2 separate regions of the Homo sapiens genome follow, and region 2 is linked to region 1. A link is a contact called in ENCODE Hi-C or POLR2A ChIA-PET data. All regions are on one chromosome and are shown on one strand. The core of a region is the stretch at or near the end of the contact, and the rest is flanking DNA. Distances in the headings are between cores, read along the strand shown. Region 1 overlaps MOGAT1 (monoacylglycerol O-acyltransferase 1). Region 2 holds the start of KCNE4 (potassium voltage-gated channel subfamily E regulatory subunit 4).

The links. A loop is a pair of places that touch in the nucleus more often than their neighbours do. ChIA-PET counts read pairs that join two places held with the same protein, here RNA polymerase II (POLR2A). Pooled maps may share reads with other maps.
Region 2: a map of ascending aorta shows a loop between it and region 1 (4-fold over the local background). The contact joins the promoter of KCNE4 here to the enhancer-like site in region 1. A Hi-C loop is called at or near these places in 2 of 168 maps with a recorded cell type or tissue (aorta and ascending aorta) and 6 of 50 pooled maps. POLR2A ChIA-PET finds 5 or more read pairs at or near these places in 1 of 52 experiments (activated CD4-positive, alpha-beta T cell).

Annotation. Positions count from the first base shown.
Region 1 is chr2:222,707,038-222,711,720 of GRCh38, forward strand. MOGAT1 (monoacylglycerol O-acyltransferase 1) reads left to right here. Exons shown (of 6, transcript NM_058165.3): 6 at 2,699-2,893. The coding sequence ends at 2,853. Among named protein-coding and RNA genes, the nearest start is that of MOGAT1, 38 kb to the left of the region's middle. RefSeq lists enhancers at 2,253-2,547, 2,357-2,546, 2,493-2,787. Within about 2 kb of position 2,379, at least 21 of the 41 ENCODE cell types and tissues checked have a DNase peak (open chromatin) inside an H3K27ac peak, as active enhancers do; they include ascending aorta, where a contact is called at or near this core.
Region 2 is chr2:223,050,195-223,054,877 of GRCh38, forward strand. KCNE4 (potassium voltage-gated channel subfamily E regulatory subunit 4) reads left to right here and starts at 1,996. Exons shown (of 2, transcript NM_080671.4): 1 at 1,996-2,080; 2 at 2,614-4,683. The coding sequence starts at 2,637. The coding sequence ends at 3,149. RefSeq lists an enhancer at 2,304-2,851.

The DNA.
Region 1 (4,683 bases), core at 1,129-3,628:
AAAAGTTGGCTGGGCGTGGTGGCACATGCCTGTAATCTCAGCTACTGGGGAGGCTGAGGCACAAGAATTGCTTGAATCCAGGAGGCGGAGGCTGCAGTGAGACGAGATCACACCATTACAGTCTAGCATGGTTGACAGAGCAAGACTCCATTTCAGAAAGAAAGAGAGACAGAAAGAAAAACAAGGAAGGAAGGAAGGAAGGGAGGGGAAAGAAAGAGAAAGAAAGAGAGAGAGAAAGAAGGAGGGAAGGAAGGAAGGAAGGAAAGGAGGGAGGAAGGAAGGAAGGAGAAAGAAAGAAAAAGAAAGAAAGAAAAAGAAAGAAAGAGAAAGAAAGAGAAAGAAAGAAAAGAAAAGAGAAAGAGGGAGGGAAGGGAGGGAAGGGAGGGAAGGGAGGCAAGGAAGGGGAAAGGGAAAGGGAAAGGAAATTAAGGCCAGAGAGAAAGTCACCTGCTCAGGGCACTTACTGGTGAGCTGGGACTAGACCCAGCCCAGCCTTGTGCTTTTTGTGCAACTCCCGCTCCCAGTTCCACCTCATCACTACATTGGCCTCTGCTAGTCCATATTTCCAGCCACAATTGACAGTGAGATGGTTGTTTCCAGTTCTTTGTGTTGAGTTAAACAGGACTTATGTCTACTATGTATAAATGTGACATCCAAGCTATCAAAGAAAACCACATGAGCTTTTCAAGGCTATGTGTGGTTAAATTCTTAGCAATTTGAGAATATTAATGTTGCAGTAAGGATGTGTGTATGTGTGTGTGTCCTCTGTGCCCCCTCAGCTCCCATACTGATGTCATTTATCACTTCCTTCTCTGTGACTTAACATTTGTTCATATTTTGCTTAGCTAACCACCTACTCTTACTGACATGAATCAGAACCTCGTATGTGACATGGGATGACTCAGGATAGGACAAAGGTCGCTCTACTGTGGGTCCCATTCATTACCTAGAGCCCACCTGACCTCATGCCCAAGCTAATGAGGTCAGAGGCAGCAGTTTGCTGCCTCATTGAACTTCCTGTACATTTTCTTTTTTTTGTTGTTGTTTGTTTGCTTGTTTGTTTTGAGACGGAGTCTTGCTCTGTCCCCCAGGCTAAAGTGCAGTGGCGCAATCCGGTCTTACTGCAACCTCTGCCTCCTGGGTTCTAGAGGTTGTCCTGCCTCAGCCTCCCGGGTAGCTGGGATTACAGGTGCCCGCCACCACGTCCGGCTAATTTTTGTATTTTTAGTAGAGACGGTGTTTCGCCATGCTGGTCAGGCTAGTATCGAACTCCTGACCTCAGGTGATCCACCCGCCTCAGCCTCCCAAAGTGTTGGGATTACAGGCGTGAGACACTGCGCCCGGCCATCCTGTACATTTTCAACCCTTGGCATCAGTAGCAGCATCCGACCAGCAGGTGGCGCAGCGAGTGCAAGAGCCAAAGCCATGGGAATTTTTGTATTTTCTAAAAATCAGAGACAAGTGAGATGTTATATAAACACCTTTTAAAATATGTATAGAGGTTGCCAGATTTGTTTTTAATTAGTGTATTTGGAAAAACACAAATGCATTCTCATTTGTAGAAAATTTATATAACACAGTTAGAGTGAAATTTCCCCATCCCTACGTCCTTACCAAAAAGGAACTTTTATGTTTCTCTCTCTTTCCGGACTTTTTTCCATGCACTAAAAACGTATAATACTTCTAGGAATATAAACATTTTTTCCAAAAATGGATCATACTGTATTATTTTACAAATTATTTTTCCACTTAATACATTTTAGACATCTGTGTGTATTTGTGTATGTGTACACATATTTATATTATTTCATTGTTTAAAAATTTCTGCCTAGGATTCTATTGAATGACTATTACATGGTTTATTTAACAGTTTTTCTATTGAGACGTTAGCTGTTTTTCAGTTACCCGCTATTACAAACAATGGAATCCACGTCATTTATGTGTATTTCTCTAATACAGATACTTAGCTGTGAAGATATGTATTTTTTAATTGTTTAGAAAGACACTCAAAAGAGGCAGACTGGGCCTGGCCAGTCGCTCACCCTTGTAATTCCAGCTTGAGGTCAGGAGTTCAAGACCAGCCTGGCCAACATGGCAAAACCCCGTCTCTACTGAAAATACAAAAAAAAAATTAGCCGGGCATGGTGGTGGGAGCCTGTAATCCCAGCTACTCAGTGGGAGGTTAAGGCAAGAGAATCGCTTGAACTCGGGAGGCGGAGTTCGCAGTGAGCTGAGACTGTGCCACTGCACTCCAGCCTGGGTGACAGAGTAAGACTCTGTCTCAAAAAGAAGAGTCAGACTAGAGGACTGCCACGTGACGTGAGGATTCACAGTCAGTAATAATCAGGGCACTATGGTCTGGCTGTCAACTGTTCCAGAGGGAGGAAGCTGGTGACGTGGACACACAGCTATGTCCACTCACCTCCCAGCTGCAGTCAGCACAGTAGCTCATTTGACTCAAAGTCAAAACCACCAGGGTCCCGACAATCCAGTGTCTGCTGAGGAGGAAAGTTCTTTATTTGTTATCAGATGGAGTGGTGTGACCACTGCAGGCAGCCAGTGAAAGGAAACAAGGATTGGAGTGAGCAGGCTGGAGGGATTCTGATTGGCAGTTGTGTTCACAGCTGTGCATTAGGGGCGGCGGTCTGTGGTGGAGTGGTTTTAGTTCCTCACGTATGATGTATTCCCTGATTTGCAGTTGGCCGCCCGATCCCTGTTCGTCAGACTCTGAACCCGACCCAGGAGCAGATTGAGGAGTTACATCAGACCTATATGGAGGAACTTAGGAAATTGTTTGAGGAACACAAAGGAAAGTATGGCATTCCAGAGCACGAGACTCTTGTTTTAAAATGACTTGACTATAAAAAAAAATTAAAAAATAAAAATAAATGACTTGGCTGTAATAAGGCATAAAGAAGGATAAGAGACCATCCTATTGTGAGAATAAATATTTTAAAGACGTTTATTTTTTTTCTTTTGCCTGTGGCATCAAATTTGCAACAGAAAAGTATTATTTATGGCGATGAATGTTGGTGTATCTGTGGTAAATAAAAACACAGATGACTGTAGGATAAGGTTGGAGATGACTATAAGACATCTAATAATTTTCCTTGCCTATGAAGGCAAAATCATTTTACAGGTTATGAACAAGTTTAGAATTATTCATGTGCTCTGAAAAACAAAAGAAAGCTTCAAAAAGTAATTACACCCGGCCGGGCACAGTGGCTCACGCCTGTAATCCCAGCATTTTGGGAGGCCGAGACAGGTAGGTCACTTGAGGTCAGGAGTTTGAGACCAGCCTGGCCAACATGGTGAAACCCCGACTCTACTAAAAATACAAAAATTAGCTGGGCATTGTGGTGGGCACCTGTAATCCCGGCTACAAGGGAGGCTGAGGAAGGAGAATCGCTTGAACCTGGGAGGTGGAGGTTGCGATGAGCTGAGATCGCACCATTGCACTCCAACCTGGGAGACAGAGTGAGACTCTGTCTTAAAATAATAATAATAATAATAATAATAATAATAATAATTAGACCCTCTTACTAAACATCACAATAACTTAAGGTGGTGTTTTCACAAAATGTGACAACTGTTGTTCACAGCCAGCCCATTTGGGAGACACTGTGTAAAATAGTTCGCCATATACAGCTAGAGGAAATATTTTTTTCTGCTTGAACAGGACATTTGTTAGTGAATAAAGATACTTTTAATACTTAGATAGTTTGAGCCTTTGGTCATATCAACAACAAATTTTTAAATACTAGTGCAGGATTTTTTGCCATTTTCAAAATGGGATGAATCTGTCATACGAAAACTCATGTGGACAGGAGAATGGTTCCTCATTTCTATTCATGCTTAGAATCATGCTCCTTTGCTGTAGAGGGAAATCTATTTGGAAGACAGGCTTTTGCACATGATTCAGGACTAGAAATTCTGGAAATTCCATATCAGGAAATTCCAAAAAATTTTCATGCTAAGAGAAATGGTTTTAATTTGCTTCCTGAATGGCCTTTTCATTATAAAATAATCTCTAAAAGAAAGTGCCGGCTGGGCGTGGTGGCTCATGCCTGTAATCTCAGCACTTTGGGAGGCTGAGGCGGGTGGATCACCTGAGGTCAGGAGTTCGAGACCAGCCTGACCAACATGGTGAAACCCCGTCTCTACTAAAAATACAAAAATTAGCCAGGTGTGGTGGCAGGCACCTGTAGTCCCAGCTACTCGGGAGGCCGAGACAGGAGAATTGCTTAAACCTGGGAGGCGGAGGTTGCGGTGAGCGGAGATTGCACCACTGCACTCCAGCCTGGGCGACAGGGTGAGAATCCATCTCAAGAAAAGAAAAAAGAAAGAAAGTGTCCTCCCTGGTGAGATACGTCCAGTTCACAGTTCGCCGGGTTTAGGACTCTTCTCTGACCCAGCATGAGCAGGGACCTTGTCCTTCCTGTTTACTGACATCCCCTCAGTGCCCAGGTCAGCTTATGGCGCTTAGTAGGCAAAAAGTAAGTACTTGTTTGATGAATGCATTTATAGCTAAACATGCAAACAAACTTTTCCATTAAGCAGAGAATTTTTAAAGCTGTACCATAGGATGAGACCTGTTTTAAGGTAAGACCCACTTGCAGAAGGAGAATATTTGCTGTGTCTGATTGCTCTGAACCGGTAATCAACAATACCGTAAGCCAATTC
Region 2 (4,683 bases), core at 746-3,245, 340 kb after region 1:
AGCAGGCACCCCAGAATTTCTTCTGGGCTGTTCCTTCCCTGACTCCTGCAATTAGTCCTGCTTTTCCTTTGGCTCTGACTTGCTTCGTCCTTTGGAATTCATTCTCGATGTTTCCCCACACTCATCTCTTTTCTTGGTTGTATTCCCTTGGGACTGTTGGCTCAGGTTTGGGGATTTATTATGTTTAAAACTTCAGCCTCTGTTTGGCTTCCTGGCACCAGGCTTTGTACTTCCTGCTCCTTGAATCTGGTAACTCCTATCCCCACCTCCTTTCTGCCTACTCAAAGCTTCCAGTCTTTGGTGTTGGACAATCCCTGGATGATGACCAATCTCGTATGTCCTAAGGTATACAATAAAAAATACCAGGGTCAACAATCAACAGGCATCTCTTTCTTGGGCCCATCTTGTTCTAGTGTCCCAGACATTCCAGTGTAGGCTTAGATATAGATGGAAGTGTTCTAGTGTTTATGATGGACACCTGTTGAAAAGACCAAGTCTACCATGGCTGAGGTAGCTATGGAGGGTTTTACGTATTAACACAATGGTGAGGGTATCTTTACTGGTGTGAGCACAGTTCCACTGTATGGATGATCGTGATGCTGGAGTGGTCGATGGTTGGTACCTCCAGTGCCAGCTGGGGATTTATGGATGAACACAGGTGAGTAGTCAAGTGGGAAAAATGGCAGCATTCAGTTCATCTTCCTATTCTTCCTCCAGGTGTCTTCTTAGAATCAGGATCAGGTGCAAACCCAGGGGGGTTCCTGTAGCAGCAGTGAAAATTCCAGTGCCTAAGCTATATATGTTCAAGCAGGTCAGGTGGATGTCGCATGCGTCAGTTTGACTACAGCAGAACCATGAGAGATGTTTCCTTTAGAGTTGGCCCACAAGACAGTCTGGCTGCAATCCACAGGCCACAGACAACTGGAGGGAGTGGATCTCTCCCAGTTTCCTTCCACTTAGCATGAAAGCCTCAGAATAAGCAGCCCAGGGAGCAGAGAGACTGACATTAAAGCCTGCAATTCCTCTTCCAATTTTGATCACAGCAGCCATTTAAACACAGGGTCTACCGAGGTTTAAAAAACTTGAACTGTGCTTAGTTGCACTCTGAAATAGTCCTGCTCCTCCCCTGACCTACGAGAGACAGCAAAGAGACGTGTCAATAGCCTCCGCATGAGGCTTCAGAGGAGCAGCTGTGTATGGCAGGACGGAACAAAACCTGCCCATAGTATCTTTTACGACAACATGTTTCCACTTAATGCAGACCACTGAAAAGAATGTGGGAGCTTTTAAAAAAAAATTATTATAAACATAGGTTTGTGACCTTGATGTGGAAGGCAGCTAGAATCTCTGCTTTTAGAGGGCTAAGCAACACCAGGCAGCCTTCAATCTTAGAAGGGTTAAGCTGAAAGGGTCTCAAAAGGTCACGTGGTTTATATAATCCTACCTGCAGAAGACCCCCCCCCCCGCCAGGCACAACGATTTTACAGACGAGGAATGTGAGGTGCGGAGAGGTTAAGGAAGGATTTATCTTATTTGCATAAGGAGTGGAAGAACTGAAACCGAAGCCCCAGTTCCTTGACTGTAAATCCCGCACTTGCTTCCAACTGTCTTTCATCCAGATTATGGGATTCAGCTGCCTCTGAAAACCTGTAGCCCAATAATGGTTATTCCCCAGGAGCCGCGCGAAGCATGAGCTAATTTTCAGTGAGCGCGGACTTTGGGGTAACGGTTCCAGCACAGCACATCCCTTTCTCCTCTTTTCACTCATCGTCACCGCTACCTGAAAACCCTGGCCGGGTGCTGGGGCTTGAGGAGCAGTTCCCACTTCCCAGTCTTTTTCACTTTTCACAGCTGCAAAGTTCAGGGAGTTGAACTGCAGTGCTTTCAGTTCACTGCTCACTCTGCCACGATCAATCTCTGTTGTAAATTTTCCTCCCAGAGCACGTGACGATGCACTTCTTGACTATATATCCCAACTGCAGCAGCGGAGTTGTCAGAGCGCAGAGCCGGACAGAGCAGAAGAACCCTCTTGGACTGGACGATTTGGGAATTCAAAACTTGGGACAAACTGTCAGCCTTGGTAAGTCAGCAAGGCTACACTTTGCTTTCAGAAACATTTGAAAGAGGGACATTTTTGCCAATTAATAGATGAATTTTTTTCCTTTATTTTCTTCCTGCTTTTCTTTGTTCTAAGGAAACATTGTTTTGAATTTAAAATAGTTTGGTTTTGGAAACACAATGTAAACTTTGTTTCTGCTCAGTTAAAATACGTTTCCCAGTTTTAAAGATACTATTTACTGTATGCTCCTGTCTTACATTGATTTTTTTTTTAATCAAAGTAATACTGCTCACTACAAACAGGACAAATGTGTACACTAAAAAAAAAAAAAAAAGTCCTTCTTACTTTTCCCAGTGAACCTTCCCGGGCTTCTCTCCCGTGCACTCCAAGCCCTCATAGCTCACTCTTGTCAGCTGTTTGGCGAACCCTCTTATGCTATTTCTTTCATGCACTTTTAAGCTTTTTTGGTATTGCAGTTCCACAAACCTCGTGCTCCCCCACCTCCCTGTGCCCAGGACCTGGGGGAGAGTTCTAACCTGCGGCTTTTTCCCCAGCCCCTGCTGTGGAGGCAGCCTCAATGCTGAAAATGGAGCCTCTGAACAGCACGCACCCCGGCACCGCCGCCTCCAGCAGCCCCCTGGAGTCCCGTGCGGCCGGCGGCGGCAGCGGCAATGGCAACGAGTACTTCTACATTCTGGTTGTCATGTCCTTCTACGGCATTTTCTTGATCGGAATCATGCTGGGCTACATGAAATCCAAGAGGCGGGAGAAGAAGTCCAGCCTCCTGCTGCTGTACAAAGACGAGGAGCGGCTCTGGGGGGAGGCCATGAAGCCGCTGCCTGTGGTGTCGGGCCTGAGGTCGGTGCAGGTGCCCCTGATGCTGAACATGCTGCAGGAGAGCGTGGCGCCCGCGCTGTCCTGCACCCTCTGTTCCATGGAAGGGGACAGCGTGAGCTCCGAGTCCTCCTCCCCGGACGTGCACCTCACCATTCAGGAGGAGGGGGCAGACGATGAGCTGGAGGAGACCTCGGAGACGCCCCTCAACGAGAGCAGCGAAGGGTCCTCGGAGAACATCCATCAGAATTCCTAGCACCCCCGGGACCCCTGCCGGTGGCTCCATCAGCCAGCAACCTTAGAGAGAGGAAAGACAGTTTTCAAGTGTCTGGTTTCACTTTCACAGTGCGGCTGCCACTTTGAAGAGACCCTTGGTAAACCCCTGATTCGGGGTGGGGTGGGGGACTAGGCTCAGCCGGAACCAGCACCTCCAAGGAGTCCGGGAGGTGCCTGTGGTTTGCACCCACCACTGAAAAAGCCGCGGAGATGCGCAGCGCGTACACTGACTTTGGGGCCTGGGTGTTGGGGTTCTGATCAGAATTTGGCGGGATGATATGTTTGCCATTTTCTCACTGGATGCCCTGGGTAGCTCCTGCAGGGTCTGCCTGTTCCCAGGGCTGCCGAATGCTTAGGACACGCTGAGAGACTAGTTGTGATTTGCTATTTTGCCTAGAGCTTTGTCCTTCTAGATCTGATTGGCTGTAAGTATCTCTACTGTGTACCTGTGGCATTCCTTCACAGTGGGTTACAAGCTTCTTTTGGATTAGAGGGGGATTTTTGATGGGAGAAAGCTGGAGATCTGAACCCAGCCCATTTGCACACTATAAGAAAAAAAAGTAACTTTTAAACCTGTTAACATTGGCCGGGGTTATAAGAGATGATCTTCTATTTTGACCTTTTGTCTAACTTATGACCTTGAACTCTGACCTGTGACCATGCAGCATCACATGATGGCATGACGTTCTTTGGATCAGAAGAGCTTCCCCAGAATCTAACCTGCACTCCCGATGGTGGTTCAGGAGACTCTTCCTGATCTTTCTAGAAGGGGTAAAGTGGGGTTGAACAAGGCCAAGCCGTTAGCTCTGCTGCTGCTCAGTTTCCCAGCCTAGTTTTCTGAGCTGGGAGAGGACATAATGTGGTATTTCGTCACGTAGCTGAGACCTAGAAGGGCATACTCAGGCGGAGATTGCACAAAGCTGGGCTCCAAGTTCTGTGCTTCCTGATCCCGAGCCCTGACACTCATTTGCTGTGTGGTCCCGGGCATGTCATCAAGAAGCTCGCTGTCTGCATGAGGCTCCCGACGATCTCCATCCCCAGGGGGTTGGGAGGATGTCTTTAGATTTTAGGACTCTGTGATAAATATTCCACAGCCTGGTGTGAGGAAGCTTGGACCAAATGCTTCCCCTTTGGCCGGTTAGTCTGAACAAGGATCTGCTGATTTAAAGGAGCAGTTGGAGATTCAGAACACATATAACTGGGGAATTCAGGGCAAGCTACCAACCCAGCCCTGCTGTAGTTTTCCCAGGACTGAAGGAAAGAGGCAGACACCACATTCTCCTCTGCAAAGTTCTCTGGAGAATGTGTGATGTTAACACTCCCAGCTAAGGGAAAGCAAAGTCTAAAGGAAAACACACAGGAATGCTTCCAATGTCTCCAAGTATTCCTGTGGTCAACAGTTTCGCAGATCCGTTAGGCCCTTAAAGACAAGGAGGAAGTAAAAGGTCAAATTTAAATCTATTTAAAAAAACTTTTAAAAAAATTATTTATTTATTATTATTTTTTATTTTTAA